Linked DNA regions of Mus musculus: region 2 is linked to region 1. Evidence: chromatin loops called from intact Hi-C (ENCODE). Cell type or tissue: heart. All regions are shown on one strand. Each heading gives the region's core, and the rest is flanking DNA. Links, peaks and the distances in the headings are about the cores only.

What was found. Peaks named below come from ENCODE experiments on the same cell type or tissue, not always from the same donor. Only the 100,000 strongest peaks of a DNase experiment are listed, where the experiment ranks them.
Region 2: a loop joins it to region 1, with 2.4 times the contacts of the local background. A loop is called at or near these places in 14 of 42 quality-filtered maps.

What each region holds. Positions count from the first base shown.
Region 1 is chr5:24,900,572-24,915,426 of GRCm38, forward strand. It overlaps Prkag2 (protein kinase, AMP-activated, gamma 2 non-catalytic subunit), which reads right to left. Exons shown (of 16, transcript NM_145401.2): 5 at 7,752-7,821. Prkag2os1 (protein kinase, AMP-activated, gamma 2 non-catalytic subunit, opposite strand 1) reads left to right here and starts at 1,998. Exons shown (of 7, transcript NR_040684.1): 1 at 1,998-2,267; 2 at 2,594-2,714; 3 at 3,786-3,914; 4 at 4,077-4,145; 5 at 5,545-5,712; 6 at 5,869-5,957; 7 at 6,135-6,278. In heart, for the core only: CTCF peaks have their summits at 7,723 and 8,976; a DNase peak (open chromatin) is centred at 8,090; H3K4me3 peaks cover 3,198 bases; H3K27ac peaks cover 2,871 bases.
Region 2 is chr5:24,953,201-24,968,055 of GRCm38, forward strand. The region is part of intron 3 of Prkag2 (protein kinase, AMP-activated, gamma 2 non-catalytic subunit); the gene reads right to left. Among named protein-coding and RNA genes, the nearest start is that of 1500035N22Rik, 25 kb to the right of the region's middle. In heart, for the core only: no CTCF peak of the experiment used is centred there; DNase peaks (open chromatin) are centred at 7,811 and 10,701; H3K27ac peaks cover 733 bases; H3K27me3 peaks cover 399 bases.

The sequences.
Region 1 (14,855 bases), core at 3,420-11,419:
ATTCATGTGGAACCTGTAACTGAGCAAATGCCTCCATCAGATTGGCTTAAAGGCAAGACTGAAACATTTTCTTGATTAATGGTTGATGTGGGAGGACCCAGGGCACTATGGGTAATGCCAATCTTGGGCAGGTGATCCTGGGTTGTATAAAAATGGAGGCTGAGCAAGCCATGAGGAGCAAGGTCATTCCTCTATGGCCTCTGCCTCCAGGTTCCTTCCCTGACTTCACTCAATGACGGCATGCCGCCTGGGTTTTCCTTCACAGGCTGCTTTTGGTCCCCAGCCAAGCACATCTCTGTAGCTTGCTCTGTCCCCTTCAATCCTTCATACGTGTTCCATGACCAACCTCACCTACTCTAGGGGTCCCTCCTGCTTCTTTCCATCCCTTCCTTGTAGGACAGAAAGAAAGAGAAATGGGGAGGTGGGGAAGGGGAGAAGAGATCAGGAAGGCAAGAAGACTATAGGGATCGTGGCTGGTCTTGATAGCTAGCGACCTGTGAAGGACAGAGGCCTGGCCAGAGAGGTGTGCTGGACATCCTTAGACACTAAAGTTTCGTGGTAAGGAAACCAAATGCTGGCCAGTATGAATACGTCGGGTCAGAGCCAGGAGTGAGCACTCTCTTAGGTGAGGACCAGTGTGAAGGTAAGTAGGCCTCAGATAGAGCCACAGGAACATTTGGTTTCTTCCATTCAGTTAGGAAGGATGACTGCATGGAGCTGTGAGTCACGCCATGTTACACTGGCTGCAAAGGGAAGAGAAAGAACCACAGAGGGTATCTACAACCAGCTATGGTGGGGAACCCACCAGGGACCAAGCCACCTCTCCAGCCATGCCTTAGAGATTAAGGATGAGCGTTGAGAAGAGGGCACGGGGCAACTCTGTGGACTCCAGGTTAAGATGGGGACGAGGGTTGACTGCTGGCCACTGGATTTGGGGAAGATAAGTTTGTGCTAACCTTGGCAAGTTTGGATGCAGGGCAGAATTGGAGTAAAGAATAAAGAGGAGACCATGGTAATCTTCTGAAAGGAAGATGACCTCACATTGGCCTCCAACATGGGCTTGACTCTAGGGGAGTCTCTGGAATGTTATATGCCATCTTAAAGAGGGCACTTCACCTCTTCCCCCCCTCCCCCCACCCCCGTGACAGGGTTTCTCTGTGTATCTTTGGCAGTCCTGGAACTCACTCTGTAGACCAGGTTGGCCTTGAACTCAGAAATCCACCTGCCTCTGCCTCCCAAGTGCTGGGATTAAAGGCACCACTGCCAGGCTCACCTCTTCTCTTCTGACTTTGCTCTTCTATGACCCAGGGTGTGTGTGTGTAATGCTTTGTGCCTTAGGGTTATCTGAGACTCAGCATAGTTCCACAGTATATGCTAGTAGTCATCAAAAGATCTAGGAGAAGAGAACATTAAAAATGCTTTTCCAATTTTTCCAGTGCTGCTGGACAATCAACACCGTTCCTGTTTACACCTGACAGGTGAAGCTGGAAGCCACAAAGGTCAGAGACAGGCCCAGGACTCTGGCGAGTGGGATGGAGTTCCATTTGGATAGTGATGGGGCCTGGACCCTGGTGGGGTGCCTATAAAGTAGAAAGACAGTCTTCTGGAGGGAAGTTCACGAGTCCCTAGCAGAGTGATGGGAGGTGTTACCTTGGTTCCTAATGACTTTCTACTTGGTTCCATGCACTTGCCAAGGCTGGTGATATGTTCCACTTCTTGCTATCCAACCACTCTATGCACTTTCCTGTTTGTTTAAACCAGTCAGGTATTTTTTTTTTTTTTTCCTTTTAGGTAACACGACCTTTTCCTGTCTGTCTTAGCCTGATTTTGCTTCTTGGACAAAATACACAGCTATTTACTTGGCTCATGATTTTGGTAGCGGGAAGACCTAAGGAGCATAGCGTTTATGTGTGCTGAGTGTCCTACTGGCTGTGTCATAATGGGGGGTGGGGGGGGAGCATCACACAGCAGCCGGTACAAGAGGGTGTGGCTCTATGGACAGAGAAGAAGCCAGACAGCGGGGAGGCTGGCTTCATCCTTTCCAGGATGCCTAGGAAGAACCAATCAATACCTGGGAGACGATACATCTCCTTTCCACGTTACACGGGGACTAAAATTTCATTCCAGAAACTTCTGGGGTGCAGACACCTTCCAAAGCACAGTCCACAGGACAACTCCTGTACCTTCTTAAGCCTAGGACACCGTTAGGATATGTTTGAACCTGACTTTGGATATACTAAAACATGTGGCAATATGTTAAATACAGGGTAAGCTAGGCAGGAAGTTTTCTACTACAGATATTTCATACAATCTTAATTATTCTTGTGGTCAAGAATCAATTTATCCCTGGCCTATAAACTCAGCCAGAGAAGGTCAGAGTTCAGAGAGCACAGACAGACCTTCTGAACCTGTCACTTTGACATGTCTACCACCAGAGGTCAGCACCCCTCATGTCACAGCCAACAAACCGGCAGGCTGACTCTGCAGAGGCTCACTTTTAAAAGCCCCGAGATTCTAGGGAGAAGGAAAGGCTTCATAGGCTCTCAGTGCCTCCCTGGATTCTCCATCCTCATGAAAATTTAATACCACATAGAAACTGTGCACCTGTTCATGTATGGTGACGCCACGGAGGGCCAGACTGCTGCAGTGCCCAAGGTGTGCCATCTCCACAGAGAACCCATCTTCACTCCCTTTAGGCAATTCCCTCCCACCAGGTAAGAATAGTGGGCACAGTTTTTTGTTTGTTTTCTTTCCCCCTTTTTTTTTTTTTTTTTTTTTTTTTTTTTTTTTTTTTTTGGTACACTGGTTATTGGATGCTCTGGAGTCTGACTTCCAAGGAGGAATGGAAAGCAAGCAAGTGGTTACCAAGCGCCAGGCCTGTGTTTGGCAGATACAACCCATAGTGATAGCAATACTAAAACAAAGCTTCAGGAGCTCTGTGGATTGATTACCCAAGGAAAGGCAGCCAAGTCTTCACACGCCAGGGCCTGAGCTCCGAGATGTTTTACTTTCCCAGAGTGGTCCCTGCTCGCTCTGGTGCTCGCGATTTCTCTCTCACACGCTCTGTGTGTGTGTGTGCGCGCGCGCACATTCATGTAAGCATGCATGTTTGGGTGCATGTATGGGTAAGGGCCAGAGGTGGCTACTGGATGTCTTTTTCCATTGCTCTCCACCTTAGTTTTTGAGATAGGCTCTTACAGTGAATCTTGGCAATTCATCTCGTCTGGTTGGCCAGTAAGCTCCAGAGATCTGCCTGTCTACGCTTCCCCAGTGTGCAGGGATTACAAACCTATATTACCATGATTATATATTACCAGATTTTTATATGTGGGTGCTGGGGATTGAGTTTAGATCTGCATTTTTTGCTGTCTAGTTTTTTGTTTTGTTTTTTGTTTTTTTTTTTTTTTTTTTTTTTTTGGCTACCTGACACCAGCTGGAGTTACCTGGGAAGAGGGAACCTAAATTGAGAAAATACCTCTATCATACTGGCCTTTAGGCAAGTCTGTGGGGGTATTTTCTCAGTTAGTGATAAATGTGGGAGGGCCAGCCTGCTGTGGGTGGAGCCTTTTCTGGGCCCCTGCCTGTATCCTTGCTTCTCAGGTGATACAAGAAAGCAGGCAGAGCGAGTCATGGGGAGCAAGCCAGTAAGTGGCATCATTCCATGGCCTCTGCCTCAGCTCCCGCATCCAGGCTCCTGCCCTGACTTTCCTTCATGATGAACTACAAGCTGTGGGGTGAGAGATCCTTTCTCCCTAAGTTGCTTTTGGTCATGGGGTTTGTTACAGAGGCAGGAAGCAAACTACAACACCACGCTGGAGCAGCAAACGTAACCATGTGAGCTATCACGCACCAGCTCCTTCCTTATTTCTGATCACCCTGGACTCAGTTAGCCCGGCTTCCCACAGTAAGACTGTGTGAGTGAGGTCTGGAATCTGCCCATGGAGAACCGTGAGGGCGGGAGGGAACCCAGGGTGCTGGTGTTGGGACAGATGACGAAGGTGAGGAGAAACCAATCAGCAAGGGCAGATGGGGAACACCACTGCCGCAAGTCACCTTAACCCTGAACCTCTCTACAGGTCTAGACTGTGGGGACAACAGGCTGGGAGCCAGGAATGGACCTCAAGCCTACGAGAGCATCCAAGCTGGTGAATAGTAGGGGTTCTGGCAGGCTGAACTGCGGGGCATGCAACTGCAGGGGGATGATCTTTATAGCAGTCGAGAGTATGTCCAGGTTCACACCTGGCCAAGAAATAAATTCAAGGCAATTAGGATAGATAAACACAAACAGGAAAATGATGTGACAGGCCCCAGAGCTTAAACCCATAAAGCGATGGCCCTGGAGATGTTCTGGTCTCACGGCTTTGCGCTCATCAGACCACTGAATTCTCAGGGCATATAAAGCAAGTATGGACATTTAAGGTGGCCGCTGGGGTTAGAGGGAGACACCAGCAGAGCAGAACAGGGGGACGAGGGACAGGCACACAGTCGGGCAGCTTCAGAGAAAAGATGAGATGCGGGGTGCACCTTGTAGCTGTGGCAAGATGGGCAGGATGCAGAAAGGGTGGGTGATTGACAGGCCGAGCACCAAGAGGAGCAGGCTTGCTGTGCTGCGTCTGGGAGCCAAGGCCGCCCCATTTCACAAATCCGTTTTCTTGGATTCCAGCCCTACTACTATGTTTGGCCTTGGGCTGTTGTCTTGCAAGGGGGGGGGGGGCCAAACTGGGTGGCTAATGCAAAGCCTGAGATGATGGATGCACGCTCTTGCTGCATCTGAAGACCCATGACCTGGAGCCTCACTCTTTAAAGGGAAGCCTGTGAAACAACAGAGAGAAGGCACACCAGGGCTGGGCAGCAGAAAGCACTGGGGGCTCAGAAAGGCACTGAGAAGATGGAAGCCTAGCTGATGCAGCCAGGAGAGCAGTGACTGGGGAAGCTCCCAAATCATAGCTCAGGGTAACACTGGCCCCGACCCTGCTGTGCCAGGCCCCCTCCCTCACCTCTCATAGCTCAGGGTAACACTGGCCCTGACCCTGCTGTGCCAGGCCCCCTCCCTCACCTCTCATAGCTCAGGGTTACACTGGCCCCGACCCTGCTGTGCCAGCCCCCCTCCCTCACCTCTCATAGCTCAGGGTTACACTGGCCCCGACCCTGCTGTGCCAGCCCCCCTCCCTCACCTCTCATAGCTCAGGGTAACACTGGCCCTGACCCTGCTGTGCCAGGCCCCCTCCCTCACCTCTCATAGCTCAGGGTAACACTGGCCCCGACCCTGCTGTGCCAGCCCCCCTCCCTCACCTCTCATAGCTCAGGGTTACACTGGCCCCGACCCTGCTGTGCCAGCCCCCCTCCCTCACCTCTCATAGCTCAGGGTAACACTGGCCCCGACCCTGCTGTGCCAGGCCCCCTCCCTCACCTCTCATAGCTCAGGGTAACACTGGCCCTGACCCTGCTGTGCCAGGCCCCCTCCCTCACCTCTCATAGCTCAGGGTTACACTGGCCCCGACCCTGCTGTGCCAGCCTTCCTCCCTCCCCTCTTCTTTCCTCCAGCTTTACTAATACCTTTGAACCTTCCGATGACTGGAACAGAGTTGAAATTTATCAGAAAATAGAAAAACAGCTTTGGCACAGCACTACCAGTCATCATGTACGTCTCTGAATAACAAATGTTCATCTCTAGGTCATGCCTCCAGATGTGTAATTGAAGATACTAACTGGGTAAGAAGGAAGGTTACCCAAGGGTAAACGGGGCATACTCAGTCCGGACCTACTCTGTGGAGGGCTAGCACCAGCTCCCGGGATGCGTCAAGGTGTGATATCTCACTGTTGCAACTTCTTTCTCCCCTTCAAACAAGTAGCTTTTCTGAATTTCAGATGAATGAACAACTTAAAGTTCCAGGGGAACAAAGCGCTGTTCTGGATGATTCCGCCAGCACCACTCCCTCTTCCAGTTCAGCTTCACAGTAAATGTTTAATATTCTGCCTTCTTAGAACTCTAGAAACATTTGACAGGGTTATTTGTGAGGTTCAGCTTAAAAGTAATGCCAGTAACACAGATAAAAATAGTTGGGTGAAAGGGGGCGCTCCTTTTCAACATTTTTTATTTTTAACATGCTTGCTCTCACACTGCACGTTCGCAGGCTATCCAGGGGTGAAGAGTGGGCACACAGCGAACTTTGAGAAATGCACATAATATGAATCTCAAGGAAAGAGAAAAGCCACGAAATCTATACTAAGCGGAATCCCCATGTTAAGATTCACCAATAAAAGCCTTTTAGAGTCTGGATTTTGGCTAATGGCACTTAATGAAAGTCACATTTACAAAGCACTGACTACGGGTTCTCACTGAACGCCACGGTGCAGGTGATCTCACGGAACCCTCAAAGCAGAGAACTCACGCCACTTGTCTGGGGGCCTGCCAGCCAAGTAAGAGATGGCTGCGGATGTGAGTCTGGGTTCTCCCACATAAAGCTCCACTCTGGGAGGTCTCACTTCAGTCTCTACAGGTTTAGACATCCCATAACACAAACCGGGCAGCCCGAAGCCACTACCTGCTGTGCAATATAGGAACACCGAGGGACTAGGAGGTGCATCCAAATGAAGACACAGACTTATCTTTTGACAGGACAAACCACAAACAAAGCTCAGGAAAATTCTGAAGTGCACCATTTGTTAATAAGGAAGACATTTCTATAGATGCGTTATCTTTAGGCCAACACATCTGAAGTGCTACAGCGAAGCTACAACAGGCCTAATGCTATCAGGGTAGCACTCCCCAGCTGGCTGAGCATGCTTACTTAAGTAATTGCCTGAACATCAATGAACAGGGGTATTAAAGTAAAGTTGGCACAAGGGACAGCACCCACACAGCGCATTCTTTGTTCCAGGCCCTTCATTTTTTTTGTCAGTACTCTTGGAAAAAGGAACAGCTTCCAAATAAATCATGGAAGTACAGGAGGCTGCATAAGGCCTTTTATCGTCTTCAAATGGTCATGCATCTATATAAAGTTCGTTTTCGACTTCCCCGTTTAAATGTTAGCAGCCTCAAAATAAGATCCGGGCTATTTACCTGTAAGCAGATATTATTTAAAAATAGGGCAGGAGAGGAGACAGAATGGTCAAGTGTGAGGGGGTCGCTTGGTCTCAAACCAGTTCAGTGAGCCACTTCGGGTTTGCCGATTTAACTTTACCCATTTGAGGGGGAGGAGGGAAGGGAGACACACCCTACTGGAGGTATTTCCACAAATACAGATAAGGGAACCGGTTTGTTATTTGAAGGCATGGGCTGTCCATATGATTCCAGGGTATCCTCGGGGCGCGCGGTGACATGCACAATTAGGGCTGCATGACACCTGACTCTCGCTCGAGTTCGGGTGCGGAGGACAAAAGGGCCGTCCCTTGGAGCGCGCGGGCGGCCGCTCCCGGGATCGGGACTGCGTCCCCCAGAACCCGGCTGCGTCCCTTGGAGCAGAGCTGCATTTCCCGGAGCCAGACTGCTTCCCTGAGAACCGGACTGCATCCCCGGAGCGAGGCTGTGTCCCCGGGAACCAGGCTCCATCCCCAGAACCAGGCTGCAACCCCAGAACAGGGCTGCATCCCCAGGAACCCGGCTGCTTCCCCGAGGCCGGGTGCTTTCCTCAGAGCGGGACTGCGTCCCCGGGAACCGGGCTGCATCCCGGGAGCCCGGTGTTTCCCCGGAGTGGGCTGCAGTCCCGATGCCCGCCGCCGGCAGCGCAGGGCGCGGGTCGCGCACTCACCTTCCTCCTGGAACTCCAGCTTCTCCAGCATGCCGGCTTCCGCGGGTCCCGGGGCCGCCGCCAGCACCGCCTGAGGGGGAGGAGGAGGAGGACACCGATCAGCATGGGCCGCGGCGCTCGGGCTTCTCGCATCGGGAGGAGGGGCCTGCAGTGGCGGGGGGCGCGCGCGGCGGCGGCGGGAGCGCGCGGCAGGCCAGGGTGGAGCGCGTCCCCGCCCAGGCCGGGCAGCCGCAGGTGGGCCGCGATGGCACGCTCTGCTCCCCCCTGCGCCTTTGGTACGGCCCGCGAGCAAGCAAGCGTGGGAAGGGGGAGCGGCGGCCCCAGTGCTTCGCCGTCCGCGTGCGCCAGCGGACACGCGCGTCCTCGCGCAGGTGTGGGTCCATGGGCACCCTCGGCGGGTGCGCGCCTCCCTCTTGGGGCCCCGCACCGGCGGCGAACCGCTCCCTTAAAAGGAGAGGCCGCCTTCGGGGCCGCGCTTCGCCCGCGCTTTCGTGCACTCGCCACTCCCCCCCCCCCCCCCCCCCCGCGGCGGATCTCTTAACTGGCTTCCTCCGTTCTCAGCTAGCTCTTTCCTCACCGCCGCAGCTTGCTGCCAGAAGTTCACACAATTTAAATCTGGCCCCGGGCACGCCCGTCACCCTGGACTTGGGTATCTGAGACTTCCCTATCACCAACTCCGGTTGGCAGGCCGCAAGGCTGGCAGCCGTCTGCTGCCGGGAAGGGCCCGGAGGCTGCCTGCCGATGGCCAGCACCTGCCTGGCTACCGGCCTGGGAGGGAACTTGTCAATTTTACAAGCCCAGAAGCAGGAAGTAGAAACCTCTTTAGTAGCCTTAGCTGCTGGGTCAATTCCTAAATCTAAAGTGTCCAAAAAAGTTTTGTTAAGATGTTTTGTGATAAAAAAAAATGCAGTTTGTCATGCTTTGTAGTGAAAAAAAAAAAAAAACCTGAACAGTTCTAAGTTTAGGAGCACAGTTTCAGAGCTCTGTCTTACCCAACCAAGAGCCAGGGATAAAAGGCAGATTGGAAAAGAGGGTTTGAGGTTGGGGGAAGAATGTGGGTGGGGGATGAGGGAGGAGTAGGAGGAGGGGAGGGTGGAGTATGGTCAAAGTACATTGTATGTTGGGGGGTGGTTCAGTGGTTAGGAGCACTTGCTGCACCCACATGGCATCACACAGCTGTCTGGAACTCCAGTTCCAGGGATCTGATGCCCCCTCTGGCTTTCACAGGTACTGCGTGCAGATGGTATACATATATACATACAGGCAAACACATAAAATACAAAAATTCTTTAAAAAACATATTGTATGCATGTATAAAGTTCTCAAAGAAGAATAAATTAAAATATTAAAACACTACTTGGGAAGAAAGAAACGAAACCATCCAAATTGTAGGCTATTCATGTATAAAATCCCAAAGATTGGAAACAAACAAAACTCCTACAATCAGGAAGATCAGCAAGATCATAGGATCAAGACACTGCATCTGATATAATAAAAACAAATGTGTGGAAGCTGGTATCAAAATGCTGTTTACCATCTCGGCAAGGAAAGGTAATATATTAAACACAGGAAGCTACATAAAGAGTTTATATCTAAAAACTGCACAGTTCGTGAGGTGGATGCAGAGGTAATCAAGGGGGAGGGGTGCCCCACATTCAGGGGTTGGAAGATCTAGCATAATGTCAGTTAGCCACCAAGGTCATCGCTGGGTTTCTTTCAATTCCTGTCAAAATCCCAGGAATTCTGTTTCGTAGACACAGATAAGCTGATTTTAAAGCGCACACTGGAAGGCGCAAGCTTTGAAATATCTAGACTGAAGTGGGAGGGGTCCCAGTTCATACTGTTAAAGCCTGCAGTGAGGACTGGAGAGAGGGCTCAGTGGCTGAGGACCCAGCACTCTCCTGCACCCACATCCCTGGAGTTTATCTGCCTGCAACCCCAGGCTCGGGGCCTTCTGGCCTCTGCGGCTCAAATCCATAGAGAGAGACATAATACACACAAATTACCAAACAATAAAAGCAGGCTGGGTGTGGTGGAGCATGCCTTTCATCCCAGCACTGGGGAGGCAGGAGCAGGCGGATCTTTGTGAGTACAAGAACAGTCTGGTCTACAGAGCTAGCTCCAGGACAGCCAGGGTTACCCCAATTAAACCCTGTTTCAACAGCCCCACCTGCAAAAGAAGACAAGATGACTCTCTCTCAAAAAACCCAACCAACCAAAGCAAATCTTTTTTTTTTTTTTAAGCTTACAGTATAGTTGCAGTAATCAGTGTTGTGTTTATCGGAGAAACAGATATAATTGCCAACAGCACACCAGGAATGCATCCAAGCAAATACGTGAACCTAAGCTTTGATAACTGCAAGAAGGTGCACTCCTAACTACCAGTGGGCGCTGGTTATCAACCATCAGAGCAAACAAAAGAGGACAACCCAAACTATCCCAATGTTATTCAACAATTATCTCAAACTGGGTCATGGTCTCAAAATGTGAACCTTTTAGGAAAACAATTGAGAAGATCTTTGGGACCTAGGATTAAGCAAAGAGGCTCAGATGGAAAACATTCTCCATAAGAGGGAAAATTTGATAAATTAAACCTACAAAGTGGGAGAAAATATTTGCAAACCACATAGTCAACAAATGACTAGTGTCTTGAATATAAAAGGATGCTGAAAACCCAGAAAAGCTGGTCGGGACGCAGACAGAAGGAATGGAGAGACAATTCACCAGGATTGGGTGGGACAGAGCTGGCAATAAGTACACAGAAGAGGGGCATACAAATCCACTGCACGTGCTGTCAAAACACACCCATTAGAATGAAGTAAACACTGAAATAGGGTCCAGTGCTGGTGAGGATGGAACGAAACAGAACCCGTCTGCACTGCTGGTGGGGATGAAAAACAGAGAGGGATGGAGACACAGCTTGGCAGTTAAGAATGCTTGCAGCCCATCTGCAGAAGACCTGAGTTCTCAAGTCAGGCAGCTCACAGCTGCCTGTAATTCTGGCTCCAGGGGATCTGACACCTCTGGCCTCTGAGGGCATCTGCATGCATGTGCACAGATCACAGAAAGACCTGCACACATGTGCACCTAATTAAAAATAAATTTGAAAAAATCCAGAATAAAAGAGTGCTCAGAAAACCACCTTGCCGGTTTCCTCTGAAGCTGCACAGTTACACATCGGGTGTTTTCCTGAGTATTTACCCCAGGGCAACAACGGACACACCAAAAGCTATACAAGGATGATGTTCACAGCAGCTGCTTTTCTAGAGCCTCAACTGGGAATTACAGATACCATTCGATGGCTGACTGGTTAAAATACAGCAAACCATCTATGCATGGCACATCATGCTAAAACTTTAAAAGGTCCACCAATCATTTGTACAAAAACTTGGGCAAACCGGGCATGGTAATGCACATCTTTGATCTTAGCAGTTAGGAGGCAAAGGTAGGTGGATCTCTACCAGTTCTAGACCAGCCTGGTCTACATAATGAGGTCCATGCCAGCCAGAGTTACACGGTGAGACCTTGTCTCAAATAAAATTTGGACAAGTTTCTTAGGAATTGTACTAAGTGAAATTAAAGCCATTTCTAAGGGTCATACATTGATTTCATGTTTCTAAGATGACACACTCATAGAAATGACAATTGGGATTAATAAATGTATTTATTGGGAAAAACAGCTCACCCTGTAGTGCAGTGGTTTTCCGTGTATTGAGAGTCCGGCAACCAAGTTTACATCTTTTCACCATGCCAAAGGGAGACTGCACATCCACTACCTTACGTCTTGCTGCCTGCTCACTTCCACGTGGGGCTAATCCACTTTTATCTCTATGGTCCCTACCCAGAGGTCAGACTCAAGGGGTTATCTGTAGTGCTGTCTTTTGTTGATGCTTTCTGAAATTTCCTTTGTTGTTGTTGAATAATCTCCCACCGTGCAGATATCACACCTAGACCATCATCCCTCAGCCGATGAACTTTTCGTTTAGGTGGTTCCCACCTTTTGGCTGTTATAAACATTCATGCTCATATGTCTCTGTGGACATGAATTTTCATTTTGGGAGGTTAAATACCCAGGAATAGAGTTGCTGGGTCATATTCTACTGGCTACTTCATGTTTAACATTTGACGAACAGCGGACTGGGTTACTCCATGGCTGTGGCACTGGTTAGCAGTACACGAGGATCCAGCTTCCATTAAAGACACATGACTCCAGTGTATCTTGCAAGTGTACCTAAACCTTCTGTTAGCGCAAAAGATCAAGGTTGGTGATAACTGGGTAAGTGTTGACTAGTCTCACAGTTCAGATTTTGCCGCCTTGTTCTTGTGGTGATGTCGGTAATGTTTTTAAAAATCTCATACTCTTTTTTAAAGCTTATTTTTATTTTATGAGTTTTGCCTTAAAATGTGTATGTGCACTATGAGTGCACCTGGTGTCTGTGTCTGCAGGTGGATTTCCCAGAAGAGGATTTGAGGAAGGTTGTCAGCAACCATGTGTGTGTTGGGAGCTGACTCAGGGTCCTCTGAAAGAACAGTGTACCCTTTTATCTGCTGAGTCATCTCTCCAGTGCCCCCTTTCTGGGCCCTTCCTGATCATCACTGTCACCTTGCATCCTGATGAGCTGATCTGGGAAGACAAACATGGGCAGGAGACAGAGGCAGGGGCTGTGTTCCCTACAAAGTGATAAGAGAACAGAAACTGCGCCCACCCAGCTCCTGCGCCCACTGTTCCCTCAACACTGGATGCATGGCCTGAAATGTAAGCATTTCTATGTAATAAGCTGGTGAAATCAAATTTATGGTCATGGATTTTTTACTTGGCAAGAAAACACATTTCTCAGAAAGATAGCGATGGAGCAGTAGGAAAAGACATGAAATATTGTTCTATCACACTGTCCTCTTCAAGGACCTTCAAAGCTCTTAGACACCCGCAGGAATACCTACAGGGTCTAAAGAGGGCCAATCCATGGGCAGAAACAATTTAAAGTTGGTGGTCCTCAGTTGCCCTTCTATGGCAACATTTTCTTAAAGTCTCAGCAGACTTTTTGCCAGACTTAATTTTAGCTGCTCTGGGCAGGGAGAGAAAGCAGGGCAGGGAAGAGGAGAAGGAAGGGCTCATCGTCACCCCCACACGAAAAGAGGGGTGTGTGCTCACCCACCAGAGTCGGTCAGGACCTGGGTTTGGACTTAGAAAAACCAGACAAACCACACACCCCAAATTTTCCTGACAGTCAATCTGAGGCCAATTCTCCCAGAGGAACTGCATGGTTCTTCTGGTGACCGAGAGGCATGGTGTTCCGCCTTGCTTCCATGTGACCACAGGAGACCTTTTTACCCGTATGCCTTCTGCCTCTTCAGTCAGTCTGAGGCTCCAGGGCTCTAGTGTGGTGAGAGGAATAATTTGCTCTGCAAAAATCTAATGATTCTACTGAAGGGATGCCTGCAAGAGATGCAGCCATTTCAGATGTGGCATCCTGGCTGGTGGGAAAGTGCTGAATTACCAACAGCTGTTATGTAACTGTGCCTGAGGAAGGAGAGAGAGAGAATTCTGAATAACTCGGAAGGAAAAGCTTCACCCGGATGCATAATCACACAGGAAAAGGAGCTGCTCAATAATTGAGTCACTGAACCAAAGTCACTGCGCATGCCTCTGCGTGACTCTGACTGCCAGAGCATCCTCCCTGGGGTCCAGGTGACACTTGTTTCTCTCTCCCTCATGCCTTCTCTAAACGGCTGCCTCACACTTCTGTGTACCGTGTGCTAGCATGGAGCTAACCTGGGTTACACCTGTTCCTGAAGCTGTGAGTGCTGTCCAACACAAAATCCCAATGCTTCAAACAGTATGAGATTTGTTGTTCTTGTAGTCAGAGATCGATTTGTAGCCCTGGCTGGCCTGGACTTGGCATGTAGATCTTGAACTCATAGAACTCTACCTGCCTCTGAGCACTGGAATTAGAGGTGTTGTGCCACCAAGTGTGGCTTTTGTTGTTGCTGCTGTTGTTTTGTAACTCAGTTGCTGGTTGATGATGGCATCTGACTCATTGGCAAGGTCAGTCAGACACTCCTGCTTGTTCCTGGGGTAGGCCAAGTGCTTAGGCAGGGTAGCAATGACACAGGATCGGCTCTTCTTCCCCATTACTGGGATGAGCTCCGCCTGCTCCTTTAAGACCTGTCTTTACCAGGAGGCCTCTTCTGTTTCTTCTCTCCCAGCTTCCTGAGGTGATCTAAATGAGAATGGCCCCTAGAGGTTCAGACATTTGGATGTTGGTTTCCAGTTAGTGGAACTTTTTGAAAAGGATTAAGAGATGTGGCCTGTTGGAGCAGGTATGACTTTGTTGGAGGAAATATGTCACTGGGGGTGGGCTTAGGCCCAGTGCTGCTTCCTACAGATCAGGATGTAAAGCGCTCAGCTGCTGCTTCAGCACCATGTCTGTCTGCCTCCCACTGTGATGATCACGGACTACCCTCTAAAACAGCAAGGAAGCCCCTGACTAAATGCATTCTTCCATAAGAGTTACCCAGGTCGTGGTGTCTTTTCACAGCCATAGGGCAGTAACTAAGACATTTCTCTTCTTCACAGTTCTTCTGATTGTTTGCTTCTTTTTGTACCTATAATTGAATGCCCTCATTTCCAATGCAATATTTAAGAATGCTGTAAGAAGAGGACATGGCTCTGTCATTAAGAGCACTTTACTGCTTGTCTTAGTCAGTGTTCTATTGCTGTGAAGAGACACCTGATTATGGCAACTCTTATAAAGAAAAACATTTAATTGGGGCTGGCTTACAGCTTCAGAGGTTTGGTCCATCGGTGGGAAGGATGGCAGCCTGCAGGCAGGCGTGGTGCTGGAGAAGGAGCTGAGAGTTCTACATCCAGATCTGCAGGCAGCAGGAAGCCAAACTGGCTTGAGTTTCTGTAACCTCAAAGCCCACCCCTTAGTGACACATTTCCTCCAACAGACCACTCTAACAAGGCCACACCTCCTAGTAGTGCCTCTCCCTATGGGCCAGTATCCAAACCCGTGAGCCTATAGGGGCCGTTCCTATTCAAACCACCACACTGTTGTGGAGTTGCTGAGTTTGATCCTTCGCACCCACATCAGATGGCAC
Region 2 (14,855 bases), core at 3,246-11,245, 52 kb after region 1:
CTCTGAGAAGGCATCCCCCCACCCCCCGCTTCTGACGGGTTTTGCTGTGGGCAGTTGTCAGCTCTGAGGTTGAACAATGGCTTTGATTTTTTTCCCCCCTGACTGTTGCCAAGTACATGAATAAGCCTAGTGAGTGAACAGAAATGGACCCTGGCAGCCACACAGAATGCCAGGCAAGTGTCTCCAGACACCAGGGAGCCACGAGCAGGTGACTTTACAGGGCCTGGCTGGCCATGCTGGACCGTGGCTGTGAGAGGGAGAAGGCAGGACAGAGATGTCAGTGGAGAGAAGTGAGCACCGGCCTTCCAGGCTGCTGGGCAAGGCTGAAGAAGAGGCGTGGCTTCAGAAGCTCTGAGCTCTGGGCCTGGATTTACCCGCTAACTCATCAAAAATGCCCAACAACGCATGCACTGGATAGCCAGCAGGCGCCATTAATACAAATCCCAGAAGAGGGGCAGCCTGTCTGGAACCCAAGTCCACTCAGCCATCTCTGATCGCCTGACTCTGGCAGAAGGGTGACAGCTGAACTTTAATGGAGTCTACTTCCAGCCACCCTCGACCTGGGCTCCCTCTGCCATGGCACCGTGAGGGTAGCAGCAGCCTTCCCTCCTTAGCAGATAGGGGGACCTCAGCACACCCAACGCTTGGTACCCCTTAAGGCAGGGTCAGCCCAGATGCAGTTGGGAGGCCCTCCTAAGGGGTGCCAGGACAAGGTGACATCCCACCCACAGGAGTTTAAGAAGAGCCACAGGTCACAAGGATTGTTTCTAAGTCTGCATGTGCGGCTCAGTTGGTACAATGCTTTCTAACACGCACAAGGCACTGGTTTTTATCCCCAGCATCCTGTAAATCTGGGCAGGGTGGAGCAGGCATGAAATCTCAGCATGTGAGAGCTGGAGGCAATCAGAAGTTCAAGGTTGTCTTTAAATATGAAACCATGTTTGAGGGCAGGTTAAGATACATGAGACCCTATCTCAAAGACCAATTGCCAGGCAACCCCAAGCAATCTAAAATGAAAACAGAAGCCCAAGCCTACACAGCAGCTCGCCCAGTCCTACGTGTTAGCAAGCCCAGGCATTGGCTCGCCCAGTTACATTGTTCCCTGGGCATATTACACCAAGGTGACTTTTAGGCTAGTAGATCCTCTTTTCTCCAGCGGTATTTCCCATGTGCCAGTCTCCCACCCGTGACTTCTATCATTTTTCCCCCTTTCTCTCTAACCTACAATTTGAGTTGCTAGGTCACTCTTCTAGGCCACTTCTCCATCACCTGCCTCCGTGGGACGCATTCCAGAGGGATCTCAGTCCATTCCACCCGTCCTCATCCCTAGGTTCCAGACTCTGGGTAGAACCTGAGCCTGTGCCTGCTGCTGCCCTGTAAGTAAACACACTGGTTTCTGGACCCTTTACACTCTCTAAAAATACACCATTTACTTCAACATTATCTCTGTCATTTGCAAATGAATCAGTATTTCATAGTTCCTCAGTTTTAATTTCTAATACAATGGATAGAGATGCTTATGACCACATAACAACAGCTCCTTGGCATGCTCAGTCAGTTTTCAGAACTACAGATATTAACGTTTTCTTACTAATATATATTTAAAATAAAACAAAAAAGGAAAAGGAATAGAATGTATTTTTATGAGTTATAAATATCTTTAATACATGGGCCAAGAAATATATGCCAGATTCAAGTATCTGCTTTTCATTTAGTCTAGTTAATATGTGGTTTTGGCTGAAATACATATATCACTAAGGATATATTACATATAACATGCTATGAATATATACTTCTATATGATATGTATGTGCACTCAATATAACATATACTATATGTATGTTATGAATAATATCTAGCCCATCAGAACCTGTGAATTATCCTTAGTGACTACAAGGGTCCTTGGGCCTCACCAACAGGACGAAGGTTCTACCCTGACTCTGCCTTTTCTCCCTTGATGATGCTGTTCATGGGCCGCCTTGTCCTTGTGAGAATTCAGGTCCCTCATCTGGAACCACACGGTAAAACACTGACCACCTCTTATATATATTTCACTGAATTCTCTCCTTCCCTTCACTAATCACACCCCAACACTATGAAGTACAAGGACCACAGCTTGGATCTGGGTCCCTTTTGACATGGACAGTCTGTGCATAATTGCTATTCATTGCTCCATCATGCCCCTTGGAGGTGTTCACGGTGAAAACGCAAGCCCAACAGCAGATGACAGGCAATAGAACTCTCAGCTACTCCAGATGGGAATTTAAGACCCTGAACCCTGACTGATGGGCAGGCTTGAGGGGGGCACTGTCAGAGTAGCAATCCCTGCATAGTGAAGACCCATGACATCTGAGAAGCCCAGGCAAGCAGCAAGAGAGCTCATAGATTATGTGTAATGGTCTTTGCTCTTTAGATCCATCTTAGTGGGTACCACCTGTGACTTTCTCAGTGACGTTACAGGATCCTGGAGACATCAGGACACTCGAACACAGTGATTCAAGGCTGTTGTGATGTCTGTGTCCTGCTCCAGCCCCTTTCAAAGGTTCCTCAAGGGCTCAAGATATGTCTATTCATTGGCAGAGTGTCTGCCTAGCATACATGAAATCCAGCACTGTTAAAAGTTAGCTTAGCCAGTAAAGTGCCTACTGTGTGTGTTAGGACCTGAGTGTGATCCCAGATCCCACATTAAAAACTGGACCTGCAAGTGCATGCTTATAAACCTATCGCTGCAAGTAGAGACAGTTGGATCCCTGGAACATGCTAATTTAGCCAGTCTGGCAACTCCCAGGACAGATGAGACACTGCAAGCAAAGGACTTTGTTCCATACTCTGCTGCATTTTAATAATGTACTGGAATAACTGTTTATGTTTATTTATTTATATCCTTCATCCCTGTCTTAGCTATGTTTCTACTGTTGTGATAAAAACACTGACCAGAAGCCGCTTGGGGAGGAAAGGGCTTATTTGGCTTCTATATCCCCAGGGCCAGGGCAGGAACACAGGCAGGAACCTAGAGGCAGGAACCACAGCTCACACTTGGCCACAGAGGAATGCTACATACTGATATGCATCTTATGGCTTGCTTAGTGTGATGGTTTGTATATTCTTGGACCAGGGAGTGGCACCATTTGGAGGTGTAACCTTGTTGGAATAGGTGTGACCTGGTTGGAGTAGGTGTGTCACTTTGGGTGTGGGCTCAAGATCCTCACCCTAGATGCCTTTAAGTCAGTCTTCCACTAGCAGCCTTTGGATGGAGACATAGAACTCTCAGCTCGGCCTGAGCCATGCCTGCCTAGACGCTGCCATGCTCCCATCTTGATGATAATAGACTGAACCTCTGAACCTGTAAGCCAGCCCTAATTAAATGTTGTCTTTTATAAGACTTGCCTTGGTCATGGTGTCTGTTCACAGCAGTAAAACCCTAATGAAAACATGTAACCTGCTTTCTTATACAACTCAGGACCAATGGATAGACCTTAGAGACAGCACCACATACCCCATGGGACGCGCCCACCCACATCAATCATGAACCACGGAGATGCTCCCAAAGGCCTGCCCAGAGGTCACTCTGGGGGAGGCATTTCTCTGTTGAGGTTCCCTCTTCCTAAATGATTCTAGCCTGTGTCAGGTTGACATTAAAGCAAACCACACGTGAGTTCTGTGGATCTTGGGCTCTGGAAGGGTCCATCCACTCAGCCCTGTGTAGCTGTGTTCTCCCCTGCTGAGTCCCTGAGCAACACACTCTGCTCACTTCCCAATGGAAGCCCGTGTGTGCCAGTGCTCCATGACCAGGTCAGTGAGAGCAAAGGCTCAGTCTCGAGTGCCAGGGCTGGTCAGCAGGCGCCGACTATGCTGTGGAACTCATCCCTGTCCCCACCAGCTCAGGCATGTTCAGCAGGGAGGCTCTGGACTGCCGCTAGGCCGTGTCCAGGTGGCAAGCCTCACGTGCTTCAGCAGACACAGCTTGTGCCTAGCACACTGACTGTCTGGTCAGTGCTGGCTCAAGAGAAACTTCCCTGGGCTTTGTGCAGGTTCAGCAAGGTAGATAACTCAAGTGGAAATCCTGGAGGGGAACCCTTTGTTCCCTCCACTGCCCTCCAGAGGAGGCCAAGGTGGCTAGGAAATCTAAGGTGGCCTTAGCCCTGTGTTTGAGAGGATGGAAGCTCCATCATTAGGCAGTCTATGGTAAGAACTTGAGGGCCAGCCAGGCGTGGTGGCACATGCCTTTAATCCCAGCACTAGGGAGGCAGAGGCAGGGAGATTTCTAAGTTCGAGGCCAGCCTGGTCTACAAAGTGAGTTCCAGGACAGCCAGGGCTGTTTGAGACAGACAGAGAAACCCTGTCTCAAAAAAAAAAAAAAAAAACAAAAAACCAAAATAAAAACAAACAAACAAACAAACACAAAAACATCCAAGAACTTGAGGGCCTGGTGGTCCCCAGGCACAGGCCTGACCCTGAGGTCTGAGCTTCATGAGTGGCTTCTTGGTCTTCCTTGTGTCCCCTAGATTAAACTCTCTTGGCCCTTAACTCAACTTGGGTAGAGTTAGGTTCCATGGCCACTGGGAGGGAACAGGGTGCTCTTCTGCTCCCAGGAAGGTCTGGCTGATCCTGCTGTGATCTAGGAGCACCCCAGGCTGTAGTTGATCAGTCTCTGCGAGGGACGCTCTAGGTCACGATCTCTAATGAAGATTTGTGAGTTTTCCCACTGATCTTGGAAAACTCTGCCTGCCTCCCATGGGAAGCAAAAACATTGGTCTGGGCAGACCTGGATGTCTGCCCTTGGAGAGTTCAATGTAATAAATACACTGAGCAGAGGGTATTGTGGCTACTGGGAGAGTTGAGATGTTTCTGTGTCTCTCCAGCACTGAGGTTATAAGCATGAAGTATTGCATCTGGCATTTTAAAAAAAATGTGGATGTGGGAACAGAACTCAGGTCTTCACGCTTACATAGCAAGCAATGTACTAACTGAGCTATCTTTTCAGCCATCATCATCTACCTTAAAATAATTATATTTATTTGTGTGTGTGTGCACAGATACATGTATGCTGCAGGCATTCACGGAGGTCCGAGGACAACTTCAGGGACTGTCAAGCCACCACATGAGTCTATTCCCAGGGATCGAACACAGTTGTTAGGCTTGGCAGCAAGTGCCTTTATCCGCTGGGCACTTGTTAGCCCATTCCTGTCACCTCTTTCTGCAATGGAGGAGATCCAGGCTCTGAGAGGCGAAGCTTCAACCTAGAGCCCTGTAACCTCTTAGGTCTACAGATGGAGGTGCATCCCTCCTGTGCCAACAGAGCTTTCACACTCAGATGTTACAACCCTCGTCCGTCCAAACAACAAGAAGAAGGTTATCCAGAGATGATGAATTTATAGGGACCAGCAAAGTTTTACAGCAAGAAAACATAGGCTTTATTAAGTTATATGCACATGCAAAGAGGCAGGGGGAGTTTTTTGTTTGTTTGTTTTTGTTTTTAAAGGCAAAGTGAAGAGGACACCATAAGTAATGTTGTACCAGTATCCTAGCTATCAGGGTCGGTTACGAGGGTGGTAGCAATCCAAGCTAAGCATAGGCAGCTGCTGGGCAGATGTCTTTGCCTTGACAGTCTGCATGCACTGTGCAAGGCTGTCAGGGCCTCTGTACAAGGCTGTGGCTTTGGCTGGGTCTTTTGTGGCCACTCCTGGAATCATAAATGTGTGGCACAGATCTCCTTCCGATTTGTTCTTAGATGGAGACTGGCCGCCTACCCAGGACCAGAAAAGTCAATGTAACCTTGATATCTGAGATATCGGTTGACAATAGCATCACTCGGGAAGTGGCCACAGCAGGGCTGGCTCCTGAGTTCAGCCAGGCATCTCTAAGGCACGAAGCAGCAAAGCTGCATTGTGACTGAATTTGGAGCTAATTCTGCTGAGTGTGGCCCAAGGTCAAGGAAGGTCAAGTGGCCACCAGGCCTCCAAATATGCAGGAGTGCTCCCGCACTGCACTGAGGACGGTGCTCCATCTCAAGTCTCTCTGTGAGTTCCTTGTTCTGAAACAGCATCTTAGCCACTGTGTTAGCTGCTGGGATGACTCCCCAGAAAGAAAGAGTCCTCCTTTCCCTCTTTGTGTGTGTGTGTGTGTGTGTGTGTGTGTGTGTGTGTGTGAAAGAGAGAGAGAGAGAGAGAGAGAGAGAAACTGACTTTCATGTAGTTCAGAATAGCCTCTAAGTCTATGTGTATCTAAAGATGACCTTGATGCTTCTGCCTCTACCTCCCAGGATGACAACTATAAACTACCACACCTAGTTCTAGTCGGTGCTATTCAGGACTTTGTGTAGACCAGGCAATCCATCATTCCATCAGCCGATGCCCCTCCTGTCACTGAGAAGTGGTTCTCAATACAGCGGAGCCAGGACCCTCCCACTGTAACGGGTTGCATCCGAACCCCAGCACACACATTCCTTGTTTATTCTGCTTCTGAAGTAACTTCAGGATACTTCCAACCCCAAAGCTTGGCTTCTAGAATGTGTGTGCCAAGGGATCACCAAACGTGCCCATGGGCCCTTTCCTACCAGTGGTTTGACTCCCACAGTGCCAGTTTCTAGTGGGGGCTGTGCCCACTCTGCAAGTCTGAATAGCTGAGCCTGAAAATCCTGAGAGACCTTGGCTACTTTTCTCATTGCTGTGAAGACATCCCTTGGAGGAAGCAGTTTCAGGAAGGAGAGGTTTATTTTTGGCAGGGAAGGCACTATGGCTAAGGGATCTGTCCGTGGTGGCGGTGGCTTGTGGCACGGCTTGTTGATATTTTGGTCATTTAGGAAGCAGAGCACTTGGGCCAGAAGAAGGGCTGTGGTACAGACCTGAAGGCCAGCCTCTAGTTGGTCACATCTACCAGCCAGGCTCTGTGTCCTAAAAGTTTCAAAAATCTTCCCAAACCACACCCCCAGCTATGGACCTCCTGGTCAAACCACAGGAGTCTTTCAGTCTATAATAGACCCTTGTTAGGAGAACAGGGCAGAAGTCAGTAGAAAACTGACTGTCTATCTGGAGCCAGCCACCAGAAGTTTAAACTCTGAAATTATACCTATCTGAATTGATTCAGAGCCGGTGATGGTAGGTCCTCCCAAGCAGCTCACAGGAGCCCATACCTATAAATGTGGCTTCCCAAGTCATCCCCACCTCTCTTGTTAAATATTTACTTTTACTTACCTGCATGTGTGTCTGTGTACCACATGAGTTCAGTGCCAGTGAAGGCCAGAAGAGAATGTCCCACCCACAGGAACTGGAGTGATGGACAATTGTGAACCATCCTGTGGGTTCTGGGAGACAAACTTGGTTTCCCTGCAAGAGCAGCCACTGCTGAGCCCTGTCTCCAGCCCCTGAACTACCTCCTGATGGCCCGTCCACCTTGCACCTCTTCCTGGCAGGCAGCTTCACCCTGTAGACACTCCCTTAGACCACCACCCGATCCTCCAGGCTCTGGGCGCAGAGCAGGTGAGAAAGTGGTAGATGGCCCCAGATGGGCTTTAAGCTACTGTCCCTCCCAGGGTGTGTCTGTTTTCCAGGTATGCAGCAATCTAGAGAAACCAGAACACACTTCCATGTGAGGACACAGCGGCTTAAACCCTTCCTGGGAGGGCCATGCTCAGCGTGCAGGAGAAGGCCAGGGCTGGCATTAGGGACACAGTGCTGAATGTCCTCTTGCCTACTGCCCCTGTGGTGTGCTCCCCCTGGGCAATGGCTGGTGGCCAGTGTGGGCATTCCCTTCCAGGAGGCTGGCCACAGCCAGCTGCCATGGGACTCTGACCAAGGCTCTCCTGACTTGATACATCATCGGCACAGCCTGCCAGGCTCTTGGGGTATGAGGTGCCAGTGAGGCGGCCGGGGAGGCCAGGAAGGTGTCCAGAAACTTCTGCCCAGAGCCATTCTGAGCACTCAGCTGCTCCCCTGCTTCCCAGAATGAAGGAACTATGAGTACTGGTCACTGGCCTTTGTGATTGGTGAGTGAGTCTCCCTGGAGAGGCAGGGAAAGAAGGCCCACTCTTATGGGAGGGGATGGAGGATCTCCGGGTGAGGACATGGGTACTGCATTTTCAAGATGTCCCAGATCTCAACCCTAGCATGGACTGCTGCCCCTCTATGTAGCAACAATGTGAGAGTTCAAAGCCATTCAAGATGACGGCAGCCCACTGGGTCTTTTTCTCATGTTTTAAAAAGAGAGGTAACACCTGAACTGGAAGAAACCCAGCCAGGGACCCTCTTCCCTGAAATCGTTGGGTTCCTGATGTTTCCAGTGTGCGATATGCAGTGACTGCCACTGTTAGATCATGCTTCACAGGGAGGGAGCACTTGGTGCTTGACGTGCAGGCCTTAACAGCGCCAGAGTCCCTGCTCCTTGCCCCAGTCTTCATCCACCTGACCCTCTGTAACCGTGAGCCAGCTCTCCTTTCTATACATTGAAATACCTGGTTCAAACCTACCTCAGTTTTGCTGCCTGATGGAGCCTGGCCCTCCTAAGGTTACTGAGCACAGTCCACAAAAGGGAAGCAGCCACTCAAAAGCTACGGGCTGAGGCGGGTCTCCAATACATGCGGCCTCTGTACCACTTTTCCCTGTAAACTTCCAGAAGCAGAACACTTTGCTTCAAGAAGTGGGACTTTCCAGTGATCTTGATCTGCTCCCGTGTCCCCAAGTCTATTGTTGCTCTGTATGACTTTTCAAAAGCCTTCTCTGCTTTCTGGGGCATGGCTCTTCCTTCCAGCTACTCTGCACATTCCAGACTCATAAAATTATAGTGTGTTGTGGTGCTACTATTTCTGTGCTGGGGGTAAAGCCTAGGCCCTGGGGTATTCTAGGCATGTGCTATACCAATGAGCTCCATCCTTAGCCCTCCACTGTACTAAGACGGGCAGCTCAGCCTTCTGTGCCAGCATTGCAGGTGGTTGGCTATGTCTCCTGTTTCCTCCGCTGAACATGAATGGTGCGAGTCTCATTTATCACCATACCTCCAGCACAGCACACTCCTGGCACACAGTTCCCACTCAAGCACTGGCAGTTCCTATATGGGACACCTTTGTTTAACAATGTTACCAAGAGGCATAGCTCATGAAAGAACAAATGGATGCATGATAAGGTATCAGGATTTAAAACACAGACAAAGAAACTGAAAAAGACAAGTGCCACGGAGAAGATATTTGCAAATCATGTGTGTCCTAAAGGCTTGTATTCGCAATATGTAAAGAATTATCAGGGCTGGAGAGATGGCTGCAGGACAGGAGAGGCGACTCAGCAATTAAGTACACACTACTTTTGCAGAGGACTGAGCTCTGTTCCTACCACCCACTTCAGGTGGCTCACAATTGCCTGTAACTCCAGTTCCAGGGAGCCCATTACCTCTGGCATCTGCAGGCACCTGCACTCGTGTGTATACACACACACACACACACACACACACACACACACACACACACACACAATCAAAATTAAAAATAAAATACATCTAAAATATTAACACAATGTGTGAATTAGCATTTTAAATTGCACACACATGCACACACACATAATTTAAAAACAAAATAGATCTGGACCCCTGCTCAACAGCACGCAGCATCAGCGAGGCAGAAGACACTGAGAGACCTAAGTTACCCAGGGCCACTAAGATGGTAGAGAGATGGGAGAGAAAGAAGCAGGAGGATGTGAGCACAATGAGAAGAGGTGGAACTAGAGGCTTGAGGGGAGTGAGGAACAGCCTGGTGTGACAGCCTGCACAGAGGCCATAGTGAGGTCCTGGCCTGTGCTGTCGCCAGGGACCATGTCTGGGTCCATGGTCCTGTAGCAACAGGACATCCAAGAGAAGTCCTGGTGAGATCTGGTATTGACAGTGTGGTAGAAGCCAGAGGCCTCAAACCAGACCAATGACTCACTGCAGTGAATATCTGCAAGTGAGCTGTTTGGGCAGATGGGTGTATACCGTGTGACACTCAGTGACACTCCACAGCATCCAGGTCAAGATGATTTTTAATTTTTGTTTTCTTTTGGGGGAGAAGTGGCAGGGGTGGAGGGCAGGTAAGGAGGGATGGGGAGATGAGTGGGATGGGGGTACATGACATGAAGTTTACGAAGAATCAATATAACATTTTAAAAAATAAAAATCTAAAGCATTCATACAATATGTAATGTATTTCACAGTGTGTGGTGCAGTGGAATGTGATGCTCGCTCCCACCATGTGGCCATCACGCTGGGCATCCCCCCAGACCTTCATCCTGCCAAGGACAATGCCCACACTCATTTGTTTTGTTTTCTTTTTATATGACTGGGTTACTTTGCTTAGTCTGTCAAGGTTTGCTCATGCTGTCCTGCCGTCCTGCTTCAGGTTGGGTGACACACAGAGACACACAGAGGCTTTTACAGCGCCCCCCTGGCACTGTCCTCCCAGTTGCACCAGCTCTAAACCTCCCATTTCCAAGACCTCACACCAAAGGCATAGCATGAGGATCAAACTCCTAAATGTTTTGCTGGCCTGGCCCCAGTCCCTCTTGGTCAGAACCTGTCTTAGCCTGTGTGAATGCTGGTCCTAAGCTCCAGGGGTCTGGGTGTTGTACGTGCCCATCCCTGGTCATAGATCTGGGTATGGTCAGCAGGCCCAGGCAGGCAGGAAGCCCAGGCAACATCAGACTTCCCTGTCCTTCTACAGCCAAGTTTCCGAGGTGCTATCTGAGAAGCCCTGCCAAGGGTAATGTGACATTTACATGATACCAGGTGGGGCTGCCCTGGTGACATAACAGGAGGGGTGTGTCTCTGGGCACTGAGCCCACAGCTTGGCACAGTCTGATGACTCCATGTTGTGTAAATTAAAGCAGTAGTCACCTGTTCCTCCAAGTCACGGCTGAAACCTGCACCCTCTGATGTGACAACAAAGCATGATGTCTGTCACCTCTACCCGGGGACTCCTCTGTCTTCCTCTTTAGTTCTTTCCTAAGCAGATCCACTTGATGGAGTATTGGCGAGCTTCCTTGTTAACAGGACACCATGACGAAGCTTGACTGCCTTGGCAGGAGGCACAGTTCTTTGTCCTCGAGGGCTTCAGCAACCAGTTCTAAACCCCTCACTGACTAGGGCTGCTTACTTCAATTGGGCTTCTTGTCTGACCATCAGTGAACTGGACTAGCCAGATCTCACCTCTGCACTGGGGAAATCTCTACTAGAAAGCAAGTGGCTTCAACCCCCAAAGCGTACATGCAGGTAGTGCTGGCGAGGCTGTAAAGCCTGGTACGGGTCTGCTTCTTAGATGAGGAAAGGACCGTCTCTGGCCTGAGTATCTCAGAACTAGGCCCTTTGGGGAGGGCTATTCATTCCCTGAAGATGGGTACTGCTTCTACAGGATGATGACTGGCCTGGCAAGAGTCTGGGCCGATGGGGGAGGAGGCAGCCCTACCCTGCGTCTCTAGAATCAGCTCTTCATGGACGGACACCCACAGGGCCTGAGTTGTCCAGCTTGTCCACAATGGCGCTGGACTTGGTCCCAGAGGAGCCTCTTCTCTTACAGCTGCTCAGAGCTTGCAGCCTCTGTTCTAGTTCCCCCAATTCCTTCTCCTCGTTCCCCTGATGTGGACTGTGTGGATTGTGACAGACTGGAAAGCAGCTGTAGCTGACTGTACCAAGCTCACGAGCACCGTGCAGCTCCTGCAGCCGCCTGCACTGTCAGGGAGCATCAGGCTCCTCCATTCAGTACCATGGGGATAGCACCATGATGTGGATGTGGTAACGTGGTTGTTCTGGTGGCCTGGAGCAGGGGACGGGAGGGGCTTTGGAGAAGCAAGAGCAAGTGTTCTCTGTGGGCCCAGGTCAACGGAACTGTACTGGCTGGTTTTGTGTCAACTTGACACAGCTGGAGTTATCACAGAGAAAGGAGCTTCAGTTGAGGAAATGCCTCCATGAGATCCAACTGTAAGGCATTTTTTTCAATTAGTGATCAAGGGGGAAAGGCCCCTTGTGGGTGGGACCATCTCTGGGCTGGTAGTCTTGGTTCTATAAGAGAGCAGGCTGAGCAAGCCAAGGGAAGCAAGCCAGTAAGTAACATCCCTCCATGGCCTCTGCATCAGCTCCTGCTCCCTGACCTGCTTGAGTTCCAGACCTGACTTCTTTCAGTGATGAACAGCAATGTGGAAATGTAAGCTGAATAAACCCTTTCTTCCCCAACTTGCTTCTTGGTCATGATGTTTGTGCAGGAATAGAAACCCTGACTAAGACAGGAGAATTCACCTGAACCCCTCAACACCTCCGGTCCTTTGACTCAGGACCACTTTCCCTGGTCTAAGTATTCCCCAGCTTAGAAGAGGCTGTCCTGCATAATCATGAAAGGTGTCACCCCTCAGTCCAGCTCTCCCCTCACCATACTAGAAACACAGCATCTTGAATTTCAAAGCCCAGGGAAGGGAGGTGGTTTGTAAGTCAGGGGAGCAAGACTGGAGAGGCCTCTCTTTCCAGGTCAGGTCAAAAGGGACAGGCTGGAGAGGAGCTAGCAGAAGGTGGAGCACCAGTGCTGGGTCCTCCCAGGGTCATCAGGTTGGTGCTCTGCTTGTTTTCCCTGTGCTTGACTTCAAAGTCTCCTGCTCACAGCCTAGAGAGTGCTGCCTGCAGACTCAGTCTCTCTTTCCCTGCTCAGTGGTCCCAATGTGTTCATGGGGGAGATGAGGGGATGGACCCAGGAAGGGGCAGGTGGCCTCAAACCCTGGCTTACTGACAGGAAGGCCAGGCAGGTGGGGAGGATGAAGACGGTGTGGGGGTAAAGTGGGAGTCGACAGAGGAAGGGTACAGAACTAAGGCCAGCCAAATGGACAACAACCTGGAGGGCATTTGAGTGGGCTCTGCCAGGATCTGGTAGGGTAAGGGTGTCTGGAAGAGTACACAGCTGTTTGTCCGGAGGCCATGGCTGGTGGGGAAGGGAGAGGATGGGGTCCAATGGCAAATTTGAGAGCACACAGCTGGGCACTGTTCATCAAGAGGGAGTGCAAGTGACCTGGTCAAGGGGCCCTGGGAAGGGGCTGCTTGCCGTCACCTGGAGGAAAGAGCAAGGTCCTGAGCTGAGGCAATGTGGAGGAAGGATATGAAGGCCAGGGGACTGGACACCTGGACAGATAACGACGCTTGCATTTGTAGGTTTTCCAATGACACTGTGATATCTGTCTGCTATGGACAGGGAACTAGGGTCTAACTCGAGTTCCTGGTAAAGACTGGGGGTTTCTCAGTCACATGCTGTGGGCTCTGAAAGCAACTTGTTGGATACCCAGACAATAGCTATCATCTGCTTCAACACTCCCTGGCCTTCCCTAGGGAGAGTCAGGGATCTGTGGAGAGCCCGTGGGTCTACCTGGGGACCAACATAGTCACAGAGCATCCTCCAGGCCAGGGAACAAGTCATGATGGTATCCTTCATGGTTCACTGGAGTTACACGGGCACAGAAAAAGGCCATGGTCACCCCTCCTCAGGGGCTTTGGCTCAGGGCAGTGCACTGCAGCAAGCCCATGTCCCTGCCCAGAGTCCCTGGGCTGAAGGGTGGCTTGGGAAACACATGCAAAAAACCTCACCCTCTCCCTCCTCCGGCTGCTTTGTTTTAACAGCTCTGGGCCCTGACATGGCTGTGTCATCCACGCTCCTGGCGCTCAGTGGCTGCATGCAGCCTGCCACTCCTGATACTGCACAGCACTGTGAGGAGCACTCCTTTGCAAAGCTCCGTCAGACAATACTCCCAACATGACTTTGTAGGAAGCCACGAGTGATGAGCAGGTTAGCCCACTCTCTGAGCAGTGAGCAGGTCAGCCCACTCTCATTTCCATACTGCCTTTTCCCGTGTATATTTGTTCATGTATTAGGTCAGGTACGTGTGTGTGTGCGTATGGAGGCCGGAGGTCTTGGGTGTCTTCCTTGATTATTCTCCACCTTATTTTTGAGGCATGGTCTCTCTCTGAACTGATTTAGCTAGGCTGGCTGCCAGAGAACCTACAGACCCCCAACTTCCTGCACCGTGACTCCAGGTACATGTCACTATGCCTGGCTTTTAAAAACGTGTGCTAGGGATCAAAGTCAAGTCCTCAAGCTTTACCCACTGAGCCATCTTCCCAGCCCCACCCATACTTCATTCTTCACATCCTTGGTCCTAGTTCTTCAAAAGACAAAGAAACATTCCATGTCAAAGAGGAAAGAAAACCGAGCTGCACTCACTGACATTTCTCCTTACATGAGAAGCACAAGACCTGGCCCACCATCACAGAATCCTCAGCAGTATCCACAGGAGGTGAGCTGGGGGGCAGGTCTACACTGAACCCAAGAACCTGATCTGGAGCCCTGCCAGGTGACTCCCGCCTGCTCCTCTTACCTTTCATGCTGCTCATCTCCTCTCCCCATCTGCCAGGAAGCCTGTGAGCTCACCGCCACAGTCACACTCTGCTCGGGCACGTGGGACCTTGAAGTTTAATACTCACTTAATAATTCATTTCTACCCCCAACTGGACTGCCTGGTTGGGCCTCAGTGGGAGAGGATGTGCTTCGTCTGGATGACCCAGGGTGGGGTGGTATCCAAGGAGGGCTTCCCCTTCTCCGAGGAGAAGGAGGCGTTAATTGGGGGGAGGGATTTGCAAAGGTGGCCTGGGAGGACAGGGTGGGGCATGATCAGGATGTAAAACGAATAGCTAAACTGATTAGTTTTTTTAAAGTATAAAATAGTCATCCCTATAGAGCAGTCATTCCTAGACCCAAGAACTCCAAGTTTAAGTGGCCTGGAGAGAGCCCCAGGTAGTAGGACCTTATCATGACTTAACACCAGAGTAAAGTCCTAGGGCACACAGCCCCCAAAGGCAGCAACGTTATACTT